Linked DNA regions of Homo sapiens: regions 1 and 3 are each linked to region 2. The links are chromatin contacts, found by Hi-C or POLR2A ChIA-PET in ENCODE. All regions are on one chromosome and are shown on one strand. The core of a region is the stretch at or near the end of the contact, and the rest is flanking DNA. Distances in the headings are between cores, read along the strand shown.

What was found. A loop is a pair of places that touch in the nucleus more often than their neighbours do. ChIA-PET counts read pairs that join two places held with the same protein, here RNA polymerase II (POLR2A). Pooled maps may share reads with other maps.
Region 1: a map of B cell shows a loop between it and region 2 (11-fold over the local background). The contact joins the promoter of RBL1 here to the promoter of SCAND1 in region 2. A Hi-C loop is called at or near these places in 3 of 168 maps with a recorded cell type or tissue (B cell, CD4-positive, alpha-beta memory T cell and CD8-positive, alpha-beta T cell), 2 of 37 single-sample maps with no recorded cell type and 10 of 50 pooled maps.
Region 3: a loop to region 2 is called in a map of CD8-positive, alpha-beta T cell, with 6 times the contacts of the local background. The contact joins the promoter of NCOA6 here to the promoter of SCAND1 in region 2. A Hi-C loop is called at or near these places in 3 of 168 maps with a recorded cell type or tissue (CD4-positive, alpha-beta memory T cell, CD8-positive, alpha-beta T cell and naive thymus-derived CD4-positive, alpha-beta T cell) and 10 of 50 pooled maps. POLR2A ChIA-PET finds 5 or more read pairs at or near these places in 1 of 52 experiments (Caco-2).

What each region holds. Positions count from the first base shown.
Region 1 is chr20:37,092,797-37,097,336 of GRCh38, forward strand. RBL1 (RB transcriptional corepressor like 1) reads right to left here and starts at 3,201. Exons shown (of 22, transcript NM_002895.5): 1 at 2,977-3,201. The coding sequence starts at 3,132. RefSeq lists enhancers at 2,560-2,659, 2,893-3,569, 3,220-3,489, 3,610-3,659 and a silencer at 2,930-2,989.
Region 2 is chr20:35,951,981-35,956,360 of GRCh38, forward strand. SCAND1 (SCAN domain containing 1) reads right to left here and starts at 2,522. Exons shown (of 2, transcript NM_033630.3): 1 at 2,468-2,522; 2 at 1,644-2,359. The coding sequence starts at 2,304. The coding sequence ends at 1,765. It also overlaps a transcript of CNBD2 not described here. RefSeq lists enhancers at 2,040-2,119, 2,240-2,499, 2,580-2,779, 2,880-3,089.
Region 3 is chr20:34,823,792-34,828,512 of GRCh38, forward strand. It overlaps NCOA6 (nuclear receptor coactivator 6), which reads right to left and starts at 1,860. Exons shown (of 15, transcript NM_014071.5): 1 at 1,681-1,860. RefSeq lists silencers at 1,327-1,766, 1,777-1,966.

The DNA of each region.
Region 1 (4,540 bases), core at 1,951-4,450, 1.1 Mb after region 2:
TTCTTTCCTTAAAAAAGTCAACTATTTTATTCCATGAGAATAAAATAGAATACAATTCTATTTGATAAAATCCTATTTCATAAAAATTCTATGAATTCTATGATATCAGAAACCATTTTTTGCATTTCTAAGGCCTACTTGCCAGGCCTTAGAAATACAAAAAATGTTTTCTGATCTCACAGAACTTCACATCTGGAGCTAAGAAGAGGAACAGATACTATCATTTATAATTGGTGAGATATACAAGCTATAAGAAGAACTGAAGATAAAGTGTTGTAGGAGAATATAGTGCAGTGAATAACTGATTTTGACTACAGTTTAGGGAAGGCCTCACAAAAGGAGACAAAATTTGTAAATCAATAAAAATGTAAGCAGGAGTTTGTCAGGTAGACTAGAGAGGGGTAGGGATTGGAGAAAGACTTCTTAGGAAGCATGAGATATATGAAAATGACTACTCCAAATACCTTTAAAAAATTGATTTTAAAAAAAGAGGAAAATAAACACTGGATAGAATAAACACAAAATTTCAGTTCATACATTTGTGCTTTCTAAAGCAAGCATTGGGCTGGGCTCGGTGGCTCATGCTTGTAATCCCAATGCTCTGGGAGGCTGCGGCAGAAAAATCACTTGAGGCCAGTTCAAGACCAGCTTGGGCAACATAGTCAGATACTATCTCCACAAAAAATTGAAAAATTAGCTGAGCACCGTGGTGCATGCCTATAGTCCCAGCTACTGGGGAGGCTGAAGCAGGAACATCACTTGAGCACAGAAGTTTGAGTTTACAGTGAGCTATAATTGCACCACTGCATTCCAGGCCTGGTCAAAAGAGCAAGACCCTGTTTCTTTCCATTTTTTTTTTTTTTTTGAGATGGAGTTACACTCTTGTGCAGGGTGGAGTGCAATGGCGTGATCTTGGCTCACTGCAACCTCTACCTCCTGGTTTCAAGAGATTCTCCTGCCTCAGCCTCCTGAGTAGCTGGGATTACAAGTGCACGTCACCATGCTCAGCTAATTTTATATTTTTAGTAGAGACGGGGTTTCACCATGCTGGCCAGGCTGGTCTTGGACCCCTGACCTAAGGTGATCTGCCCACCTCAGCCTCCCAAAGTGGTGGGATTACAGGTGTGAGCCACCGTGCGCCCGGCCAAGACCCTGTTTCTAAGGAAGAAAAAAAGAAAGAAAAAATAAATAAGTAGAGCAAACATTGAAGATGTCCTATTCAACTCTGCCTAACTAGAGATTTAGCTCTCAACTTTTCCTGGTGTTGGGGGTGAGGGGAAATATTCCAGGCAGAGGGAATGGCATGGATATACCACAAAACTGGGAACAAACTTGTCATATTCAAGAATCTGAAACAGGTGCATGCCTTGACCATAGTTTGACACAGTAAATGCTTATTCAATGACAGATGGTGTGACCTTGGGCAAGAGAGACCAAATCAGACCTAGGATGTCAGAAATGCTTTCTCAGGCTTTCAAAAATCAATCTGTTTTCAATTGAGACGCCATTCATTCTAATCTCCCTTACTTTCTTATTCTTCCCACAGCTCTCCAGTCATGCCACCCACGGATGTGGACCATTGTCCTTTACCCAGTCTATCCAGTTCTGAAGACACTTTTTTCAGGTACTACTCCTTCATATATAGGCACACATACAATCGACACTTTTCCAACTCTATGCCTTTGAACCCAGCAATTATTTCACTGGGTGGTGAGTCAGTGGTGCACCCTGGGAGTGGGTCCAGCGCCCTTGGCACATGAAAGCCTTTGAACATGAGGCCAGTGGTGCTACATGAAATACACTCCATCACAATTCTGTCTACACTGGGCTTATGCTCGTCTGGGTTTCTTTCTCTGTTTTTAGATAGAGTCTTGCTGTCACCCAGGCTGGAGTGCAGTGGTGTGATCTCCACTCACTGCGGCCTATGCCTCCTGGGTTTAAGCAATTCTCCTGCCTCAGCCTCCCGAGTAGCTAGATTACAGGCAGGCGCCACCACACCCAGCTAGTTTTTGTATTTTTTTAGTAGAGATGGGGTTTCGCCGTGTTGCCCAGGTTAGTCTCGAACTCCTGGCCTCAAGTGATCCGCCCGCCTTGGCCTCCCAAAGTGCTGGGATTATAGGCGTGAGCCGCCACGCCCAGCCTGGGTTTCTATATTAGAATAATCCTAGGCAAGACAACCTTCTGAGCCTTGCCATTATCACCTGGAAAGCAGTCTAATACTCATTGCCATGCCATGTTCACAGGGCTGTTGCGAGGATAAAATGCAAGAATGATGGGGAAAAAAATCAAGTAATTATAACTGACATTTGTTTTATTCAGAGCCAGACACTGATGCAAAGCATCAGGACGATGCTCTGACGGAGGAGGAAACGTAGGGCTGAGATCAGCTTCGTGTGCACATTGGCTTTGATCAAACTGCTGCACAGCGACCGGCAGCTCCACCCTGGTGAAGCAGAGGGTGGAGGTTAAACGGCTCAGACCCTGGGTCTGGCTCCATCTCTAACCGTGTGACCTTGGGCCTGTAGCTTAACCCGTCTAGGGCTCCGCTTCCTCTTGCGTGAAATGGGGATCACAGAAGGGGTTCAGACGGAACTGAGGGTCCATTTAAAGCTCTGGGCAGTGATGTCTTGGCATGCAGTTCATTTTCACTTTACCATTATATTTGTTCTTACTGATTTAAGGGCAGCACCATGACTTTTGTGGCGCTTGGCGGGGTAGAGGGAAGTGTGGTCAGGAAGCCTGGGGTCTGAGCGGCGCGGGACCTAGGCCGCTCCTTTCCTGAGCTTCAGTTTCCCGCCTCAAAATGATGGGTGGATTGGCTGAGCTACACCCACCTTTCCCGCCCCTCGGCGCTTGGCTGCGCAGCGACCCTCCTAGGTGGGGAAACTCCCACCACCCCATAGGCCGAGGAAGGGGCGGGGCAGGGGTGGGGCCTGGCGAGGGTAGGGTCCGGCCGCCCCACCTGCTGCCGCTCACCTCTAGGCTGTAGTTGCCTCGGATGGCAGTAAAGTCGTCCAGGGCTTCGGCCGCGCTCCCCTCGTCCAGGTTCAGCTCCTGGCACAGGGCCTGTAGCGCCTCCCCGGCTGCGGCGACCACCGCCGCCCCCTCAGCGTGGGGCTTGTCCTCGAACATCCCTTCAGGCCCCGCGGGCTGCGCGCCACGGCCCCCGACTTCTTTCTCCCTCCCAGGCGCGCTACCCACAACCACCTGCGCCAAAGCGCGCGAAAATCTGCAGCTGCGGGACGTGTTGTCATCCACCGTCTGCCTCCGCTTTTCTCCTCAAAAAAAGTCCGTTTTTCCTCCGGAGCTCCTAGCAGTCCCTCCCCGGAAATGTGATAAGAAGATGTACCTCAGATTCTGAAAGACCTGTCCTTGGCCCTTGGCTGGTCGCGGGGGGCCCAGCCGGCGGGACAGAAAAAGAGCGGAGGGATCCTCAGCCCGCGCGCAGAGCCTGCTGGGAGGTGTAGTCCATCTCTTGGGAGATGAAGCCCGCGGCCTCCCCCTGTCTTCCTGGTTAGGCTCTTGGGTTTTGGGGCAGGGCTGGGCTGCCTACTGCGAGGTGGCCTCGTGCAGCGTAGTGAGATGCCTCCTCTATCCACGGGCCCTGGGTTTGTCACTGTCCCTGGGCGCCAAACATAATCTGAGCTGTACCCCTTGAGTTAGGAGATGGAGGCTGGAAGAGAAAAAAGTAGCCCCTGGACGAAGAGGGGCCTCTTGGGACTCTCCCCAAAGTCCTAGTGCCCAGTGAGTGGTTCGCTAAATGACAGAGGGGAAGGATTGGTGACGGATATTAGAAGACGAATCCTCATCTCATGCTAGTCGCTAAAAGAGGCAGGCAGAGAAGACTGCAGTAAATGAGGCAGGAGAATAGGGTCTGGAGGCAGGGAACCTATGGCTGTTTCACGTGACTTCTTAGAACTAAATTGAAAGGAAAACCCCAACTTTCCACGCCTAAGTAACAAAAGAACCAGAGGCTGTTCCCTTGGACCTTTTCTGCATGGCAGATGGGAAATTGGCTGTCTGCAACAAATCACACTGAGCGCCTTCCAGTCTTTGTTTGCAACTTTGTAACTTCACTCCAGCCTCTGAACGGTTGCTGTCCACAACCAATCAGACTGATGGCGGGAGAGTCTTCCTTTGCATAGAAGTATAATTTTGTTAACTTCACCCTGGCCTCTGATTGGTTGCTTTCTGCAACCACTCAGACTGATTGTGGGCTACCACTTCAGTTACATCAAGAGAGCATAAAGTGGCCAATGGGAAACTTCTAGAGGGTATTTGGACCCCAGAAGATTCTGTGTCTGGGCCCTTGAGCTGCTGCGTGGGTTCGCTTCCCCACTATGGAGTGTACTTTTGTTTTCAATAAATCCCTGTCTTCGTTCTTTTGTTGTTCCATTATTTGCTTTGCCTGTAATCCCAGTACTTTGGGAGGCCGAGGCAGGTGGATCACTTGAGTCCAGGAGTTTGAGACCAGTCAGGCCAACAAGGCAAAACCCCGTCACTACTAAAAATATAAAAATTAGCTGGGCGTGTGGGTGCA
Region 2 (4,380 bases), core at 1,272-3,771:
TATTCAGTACAGTAACATGCTGTACAGGCTTGTAGCCTACGAGCAGTAGGCTCTATCACAAAGCCTAGGTGTGTGTAGGCTATACCATCTAGTTTGCATAAGTGCACTCTATGAGGCTCACACAATAAAACTGCCTAAGGGCTCATTTTCAGAACGCATCCCCATTAAGAGATGCATGACTGTATAAAGTTCTTCACCATTCTTTTTTTTTTGAGACGGAGTTTCGCTCTTGTTGCCCAGGCTGGAGTGCAATGGCGCGATCACTGCTCGCTGCAACCTCCGCCTCCTGGTTTCAAGCGATTCTCCTGCCTCAGCCTCCCGAATAGCTGGGATTACAGGCGTGCGCCACCAAGCCCGGCTAATTTTGTATTTTTAGTAGAAAGACAGTTTCACCATGTTGGTCAGGCTGGTCTCAAACTCCTGACCTTAAGTGATCCGCCCGCCTTGGCTTCCCAAAGTACTGAGATTACAGCCATGTGCCACTACACCCAGATAATTTTCTATTTTTAGTAGAGATGGGGGTTTCACTATGTTGGTCAAGCTGGTCTCGAACTCCTGATCTCAAGTGATCCACCGCCTCTGCCTCCCACAGTGCTGGGATTACAGGCGTGAGCCACTGTGCTTGTCCTTCTTCACCTATTCTAATCTTCTTTAAACATTACCTTTTAAAGAAGGCTGTTCTTACCTTCTAAACAACTATCTTTTTCCAGGGAGGCAGGTGCAAACTCTGCCAAGAAATCCCAAGAATGCAAAAATACTTCTCAATTTGTCTGTCTTTAATATTCAAAAGCAAATTGCCCCTCACCAACTTCCAGCCCAGTCTCACTCATGCTTTGTGGTGTGAACTGCAGGCTGATTTTGATTGTTGAGAGCAGTGCAAGGAAGACAAGTCTGGCCTTCCTTATATTAACAAATGGCACTCACTGCAATAGGACCTATCTGGGACCAATCCAAGCTGTCCATGGACCCTAACTAGCTCCTTCCTGGTTGGGCAGAAGCCTCTGGAAACAGAGTAGGTTTAAGATTTCAGAACAGGTCCTCATTATTTGCCAAATTCTTTCTTCCCTTTGTAAACGATTATGCTAGTTTAAACACCAAAAGGGAGCCAGCCGGAGAGACATTAAAATGAGTAGCTTCAGTAATGTAAATAATCCATTACTTCAACTAGTTCTGCTTTATTCCTACCACAGGCCTAAAATTTGGCAAGGAAGTTGAGCAAGCCTGGCGGCATAAGCCAGAGCTCACAAGAACTAGCCTATCTCTGTGAAGGTGTGCAGTAAACACTTCACATTAAAATGGCCCAGTAACTTGGACATTTTGGGAAGCCTGTACCCAAAGGGCAGGTGCAAGTTGGTGCCCATATTGGTATAGAGGTAGCCAGTTAAGTGAGCATTTAATAGAGCCAGCTATTTTGCGTGTAAGAAACCCAAGTGGGTCCTTGGGAGCCCAGGTGAAAAACTTCCCATGTGTGGTAGAGGGATAACCTAGGTTCAGTCAACATCTAAAGATCCCACTATAGCCAACGAAGGCCTTATTGTTACGGACTCCCAACTTCGTTTCGCCACCAGCCAGAAAGGCGGTAGGAAACAGGCTTGGTAAAATAAACCCAATAAGAACGAATGAAAGAGACACACCAGACCACAGGCGCTGCCAAAACTCATTTTTCATTAACACGGGGTGGGGTCCCAGGCTCAGGCCCCCGGGCCCGATCATGGCCCCAGTCCGCACAGAGCGCCCGGCCCTGGCCGCCCGCAGCTCCACCGCTCAGCCAGTGATGCGCACATCCGTGCGGCGGCGGATCCGCCGGGCCCGAGCCGCCTCGGGCAGGATGGCGAGCAGCTGCTCTTGCACCAGCATCTCCACGATCTGCTCCTTGGTGCGGATGTCAGGCCGCAGCCACTGGCGGGACAGCTCCCGCAGCTGCCGGAAAGCCTCCCGGGGACCCGCCGCATCCTGGTAGCGGAACTGCCGGAAACGCTGGCGGAACGTCTCGGGACCGAGTCTAGAGCCGGCGGGGCCTGGTGTGGAGCGCGCTTCAGCTTCGGCCTGAGGCGCTACGCTCACGGGTGCGGGCCCGAGAGGCAGCTCCAGGGCCGCGGAGGCCGCAGCTCGGGGCGTAGGGATGGCTTCAGGGACCGCGGCGTTGGGACTGGAAGGCTCAGGGGCAGGCGGTGAGGCCTCTGGCAGCGAGGAGCCCACACAGTTACGCTCAGGGGCTGAGCTCGAACCGGCTCCTTCCAGTTTCTCCGGTGGCACCGCCGCGGGACTCCCAGTGGCCGCCAAGATCGGCTCCGTAGCCGCCATAACTCCAGCTCCGGGCGTCACTCTTTGTCCGGTAGCTGTGTGCTCAGCACTGCGTCTGCGCGGGGGTGGGGTGAGCAGGGAGACGTTTCCGGTTAAAGGGCAGAGCTCGCGTCACCCTTGAGGGAGTCGGACTCGGGACCGGCCGAGAGTGTGCGGAGCTTACCTGCACCAGCGAAGCGCCTGCGGCAGCCGGAAGCGAAAGTCTCTGGCTTCTCTGCGTCCAGGTCGGCGCGCGAGCACCCGGAAGCCGCTTGCGGGCTCCCGGAAGCGGCGCCCTCTAGCGTTCTCGAGTCGCATGAGGCGGCTGCTGCCCTCGCGGTGCGGGAGGGCGAGCTGCGCGTGGCCTGGGCTCCTTCCGAATGGTGGCGCCTCTGAGCGCCAGTTCGAGGAGGAGTCGGAGGAGGAGCCTGAATGTTTGGAGATAGACTTCAAGTCCCGGACCTTATCCGTGCGCCGCTTCGGTTTGCAGGTGACCTTTGCGTGCGGGCGCCCCTTCTGATTGACCCTGATGAGCTGTAGCTCTGATGGCCCCTCCTTCGGGAATGATTAGGGTGACGGCTGGCCGGGGCTCGTTCGAGTGGCGCCCGGCCGGTGGTGACCCGAACAGGAGAGCGGGACGGCGACCATTCTCTCGGGAGGGGCCCATCTGGAGAAAGTCCTCTCGCTTGGTCAAACTAGGAGGGCGATAGCACCGGCCTTACTGCGACGATGACAAAGTACAACACACCGTCTGGCGCGAAGGAGATGCTCGAGAACCCTTTGCTGTTGTTATTTTTCGCGTGTCCTCCGAAACCAAGGGAAATGCGGCTCTGTGGGTTCTGTTAACGTCAGCATTTAATAAGTGAACTCTAAATGCATTGCCCCTTATGGTGGCCGCTGGCCTCCTGAGTTGACTCAGCTCTTGCAACGTAGCTAGTTGATAACCCTCGAAATATAGCGAATTGAGATGTGCTATATTGTAAAATACGGGACTTAGTACGAAAAAACTGATGTAAAAATTATCTCAATACTTTTTAATACTGATTACATGTTGGAATATAATGTTTTGCATATATTGGGTCAAATAAAAATGTTATTAATTTCACCTGTGTTTTTACTTTTTAAATGCAGCTTCTAAAAACATTTAAATTGCATGTGCAGTTTACATTATATTTCTGTTGAGCAGCCTTGGGTTAGAGTGTTGGAGTGAGGCTACCTTGGTGGAATCCCCTTTGACGATACCCAGCTCAGAGTTGTTAGGAGGATTAAATAAATTAAGCCGTTGGAGAGAAAGGGCTTTTAAGAAGTTTGCTCTTGTTTTTATTAGGTAAACTGCTTGCTATCTCTGAGCTACTGTTTTCTTATCAGTAAAATGTGGATGTAATAGAACTTACCTCTCAGAGGTAATTGAGAATTCAGTGAGATGATGTAGGTAAAAGCACGTGGCCCTGACAGCCCTCGGCCAGGTGGTTTTCTGTTTGGTAGCTGACTCACAAATAGTTTTGTTTTTGTTTTTGTTTTTGTTTTGAGACTGAGTCCTCCGCCTACCGGGTTCAAGCGATTCTCCTCCCTCCGCCTCCCGAGTAGCTGGGATTACAGGCGCCCACCACCACACCCGGCTAATATTTTATATTTTTGGTACAGATGGAGTTTCACCGTGTTGGCCAGACTGGTCTCGAACTCTTGACCTCAGGTGATCCACTCTCCTCAGCCTCCCAAAGTGCTGGCATTACAGGCGTGAGCCACCGTGCCGGGCCACAAATAGGTTTTATATCCTCATTTTACAGAAGGGGAAACTGAGGCCCTCAAAGGACAGGGGCCTCATATGAAAGGTTTTCTATGACCTTGCAGTCCTTTTGAGCCCGTGCAGGATGGAGGAGCAGGTTTAACAACCATTAACATGCCATTAGCCCTGATATAAAACTTACCCCTACCATAGGATGTTTCCTTTGGATGGGTAGAAGTGGACCCTCATGAAATCATTTCCATAGCCTGAAAACCTTGAAAGTCGTTGCAGTGGGCCTTTAATGTTTTTTAGTTGCTGACATGTAAAAATTGGGAGATTTCACATGCAAATCTGGATTTCTAATTTTTCTT
Region 3 (4,721 bases), core at 610-3,109, 1.1 Mb before region 2:
TCCCAGGCTCAAGCGATCCTCCCACCTCAGCCTCCTGAGTAGCTGGGACTACAAGTACAAGCCACATCAGGTGGCTAATTTTTTTTATTTCTTTTGTAGAGATGGGGTCTGCCAGCTCCTGGGCTCAAGAAATCCTCCCACCTTGGCCTCCCAAAGTGTTGGGATTACAGGCGTGAGCCACTGTGGCTGGCCGGAGCACCTCTTAAAACTCTAGAAAGTTAGAAGGTCTCAAAGATAACTTCTTTGCACAATTAGAGATGAACCAGGAAATACCAAATAACTGGCTGCCTATACTTTTTTGTATTCCCTTCAGCCTTTGTATTGCCACACTCATTACAGGAAGAAAACAAATTTAATAGTTATCTGGTATATACTGTTATGCTTCATTTCTTGTTGTTTTTGTTTGTTTGCTTTTAGTTTCATCACAAGAATGTTATGCTTCATTTCTTAACACCTTTCTCCCAGCTAGCAAATTCCTTTAAGGCAATGTGTTTAGTGAGGAAGCAGCCGACAATTTCTAGTACCCCTCTGCCACTAACTTGTAAGATCTTGAAAAGTCAACTTTACCTTTCTATGTTTCAGCTAAAATCACTACCTGATTTGAAATCTTTACTTGATCTCTCAGGCCTTTGTAGTTTTTATACATTCACTCTTCTTCACCATTTTACTGGCTTCAATAACGCCTTTCTGATGACCTCTCCAGGTGACTCTGCTCTTAAGCTGTGGGCTGTCCCCTTCCAGGGAAGACACCTTGGGTCACCGCCCCCAAACAGCCAGGTCCCTCCTTTTAAAGACACACACAACTCCCTAAGTTGATAAAGGTTCTCTCCTTCCTTGCCAACCAGTTCCACTCTCTGTGCCTCTTTTGCTGGCCAGCTCCTGCACCCAAACCTCAGTCTCCCTTTGTCCCCCTTTTCTCTCATCAAACACCTCCTTTTTCCTGTTGCTTCCCCCAAGAGGGGGTGGAGGATGCTTGGGACATAAGTCTTCAGAGCCTTGGGAGTTATACAGCTTTGCAATTCAGCCCCAGTACCCCAAGGACTGCCCCAATCTGAACCAGCGTCTGTACCCAAAGGGCCCTCATTCCTCATCAATCACCTCCTTCCCTCCCAGCAAAGAACTGCTCCAGCCCTGACAGCCTGAGCTTGGCCCCCATGCCTCCACCCCAATCCCCAGGTCCTACCTGCATTAGGGCTCTAACACCGCCTAAGGCCTAACCCAGTTCCACGTCCTGCCATCCTCTCAGCCCATAGACCCCAATCCCGGTTCCCTTCGGACCCAGTGTTCCTTCTCCGCGACCCTGACCACGACCCCACGACCGGCTCCCGCCTGTTCCCCAGGCCTGGAGCGCCACCCCGTGCAGACCCCGGCCAGCCCTGCACTCCCTCAGTGCACCGGCCCCCGCGCCCAGCACCCTCCCCACCCAGCCCGGCCGCCGCTCCCTCCAGCGCCCCCGCCCGCAGGCCTGGGGCCCGCTCCCCAACATGGCGACGGGGACACAAGCGCGGCGGGCGGGGCGGCTCCGGGCCGGGCCCGCTCTCAGACCGTGCCACTCGGTCGCCCGGCGCCATTTTTCCGCGCGGGCCCGGGCGGCGCCTCCTCCCCGCGAAGCCAGCCCGACAAGGACCGCGGACGCCCGGCGGGCCCACCCCTTACGGGCCCGCGCCGCCGTCCCCTCACCTGAGCGCGGCCCCGGCCCTCCCGGGCGGGCCTTGGAGCGCCGGCCCGGGCCGTGCGTGCCCGCCGCCCTCGGTGCGTCCGTCCGTCAGTCCTCGCGTGCGCCCGTCTGTCCCGCCGCCCGCGCCCGGCCGCCCGCAGCCCGACCCGGCAGGGCCTCACGGAGCCGGCGGGGAGGGGGATGGGCCGGACCGGGCCGGGGAGGGAGGGGGAGGGAGGGAGAGAGGGAGGGAGCGCGAGAGGGGGCGGGGCGGACTCGAGGGGCGGGGCATTGCCCACGTGACCAGACGTCCCCGGGAGCGCGAGGTGGAGCGCGCGCCAGCTCCCTTCGGTGCTGAGTGCTTAGTGCTGGGATCTCGTGGGTCTCTGTCGGCTTTCCAGGGCTATTCTCTCGCCAGTGAGTCCCACTTCGGAAGCACACATTGCACAGTCTTTTGCGAGCGCTCTGAGTATCCTTGGACATGGCAACTCCAAGCCTCAGTTTACCCATCTGAAATATGGGGAAAATCATAGTGCTTGTGAAGAGCAAATGGAGGTGGGCTTGGAAAGCACTTGTCACCGTGCCTGACACATACTGTCTAATAATAAGCTTAATGGGATATAGATAAAAGCTTTCATTATTATTTGCCTCTAAATCCCTCTCTTCTTTTTCCCATCATTACCTCCCTAGCAAGCTAAAATGCTCAGTAAATAGAATTATTGATCGAACGAGTGTGGCCCCTCCCCTCTTCCCAAACGTAGAAAGGCCTCCTCAGCACTGGACTTCATGTCTGTCATACAGGCCTGGATTCATATCTGGCTTTCACTCTTTTTTAAAAATTTTCTGTTTTTTCCCACACTACACTGATGTATTTTTTAAATTTTCGTAAGTACGTAGTAGGTGAATATATTTATGGGGTACATGAGATTTTGATACAGGCATGCGATGTGTAATCACATCATGGTAAATGGGGTATCTAGCAACTCAAGCATTTATCCTTTGTGTTACAAATAACCCAATTATACTCTAGTTATTTTAAAATGTACAAGTAAATTTTGTGTGTGTGTGGTTTTTTTTTTGTTTTTTGTTTTATTTTTGTTTTTTTGAGACGGAGTCTCACTCCGTCGCCCAGGCTGGAGTGCAGTGGCGCGATCTCAGCTCACTGCAACTTCCGCCTCCCTGGTTCAAGGGATTCGCCTGCCTCAGCCTCCTGAGTAGCTGGTACTACAGGCGCATGCCACCACGCCCAGCTAATTTTTGTATATTTTTTAAGTAGAGATGGGGTTTCACCATATTGGCCGGGCTGGTCAGGAACTCCTGACCTCATGATCCGCCCGCCTCTGCCCCTCAAAGTGCTGGGATTATAGGCGTGAGCCACCGCGCCCGGCCAATTGTTTTTTACTGTAGTCACCTTCTTGTGCTAGCAAATACTAGGTCTTATTCTTTCTAACTATTCTTTTGTACCCGTTAATCATTCCCACTTCCCACCTACCTCCCCATTAATCTTACCAGCCTCTGGTAACCCTCCTTCTATTCTCTATCTCCATGAGTTCAATTGTTTTAATTTTTCGCTCCTGGCCCGGCATGGTGGCTCACGCCTGTAATCCTAGCACTTTGGGAGGCCAAGATGGGCGGATCACCTGAGGTCAGGAGTTCAAGACCAGCCTGGCCAACATGGTGAAACCCTGTCTCTACTAAAATACAAAAGCTAGGTGGGCATGATGGCGGGTGCCTGTAATCCCAGCTACTCAGGAGGCTGAGACGGGAGAATCTCTTGAACCTGGGAGATGGTGGTTGCGGTGAGCCTAGCTCGCGCCACTGCACTCCAGCCTAGGTGGCTGAGTGAGACTCCGTCTCAAAAAAAAATAAAAAATAGTTAATTTTTTGCTCCCACAAATAAGTGAGAACATGTGAAGTTTGTCTTTCTGTGCCCGGCTTCTTTCACATAACATAATGACCTCCAGTTCCATCCATATTGTTGCAAATGACACGATCTCACTCTTTTTTAATGGCGGAATAGTATTCCATTGTGTATATGTACATTTTATTTATCCATTCATCTGTTGATGGACACTTAGGTTGCTTCCAAATCTTGGCTGTTGTGAACAGGGATGCAGTAAACATGAGAGTGCAGATCTCTTCCATACACTGATTTCCTTTCTTTCCGGTGTATACCTAAGAATGGGATTGCTGGATTGTATGGCAGCTCTCTTTGGCTTTCGCTCTTGATAGCTGTCCTTGCCTCTCTGAACTTGAGCATCTTCATCTGTAAAATGGGAGTTGGGGTCTGTTCTGAGCATCCCAGGAGATAGAGGATGAGCAGGTGGATTGTAAACTAATTAAACAAATCAGTCCTACTGATCCCATAGAAGAAAGGGAGTCAGGAACCCTTTCATTCCATCAATATTTATTGAGTACACACAGTGTGCTTGGACTGGTGTAGTAGATACCCACCATCTTTTCACATTACCCTGACCGCCCTCTAATCTATTCTCCACCCTGCTGTCAGAGTAATGTTTCTAATGATCAGAAATATGATCATGTCACTACTCTACTTAAAAGTATCTGTTGATGGCCAGGTGCAGTGGCTCACACCTGTAATCCCAACACTTTGGGAGGCTGAGGCAGGTGGATTGTTTGAGCCCAGGAGTTCAAGACCGGGCTGAGCAACATGGCAAACGCTGTCTCAACAAAAAATACAAAAATGGCTGGGCTCAGTGGCTCATGCCTATAATTCCAGCACTTTGGGAGGTCGAGGTGGGTGGATCACGTCAGCTCAGAAGTTCGAGACTAGTCTGGGCAACATGGCAAAACCCCATCTCTACTGAAAATACAAAAATTAGCTGGGCATGGTGGTGCACACCTGTAGTCCCAGCTAATCGGGAGGCTGAGGCATGAGGCAAGAATCACTTGAGCTGGAAGGTGGAGGCTTCAGTGAGCCGAGATAACACCACTGCCCTCCTGCCTGGGTGGCAAAGGGAAACCGTGTCTCAAAAAGACAACAAAAGACAAAAACATAGCAGGCATGGTGCTGCACACCTGTGGCCCCAGCCACTTTGGAGGT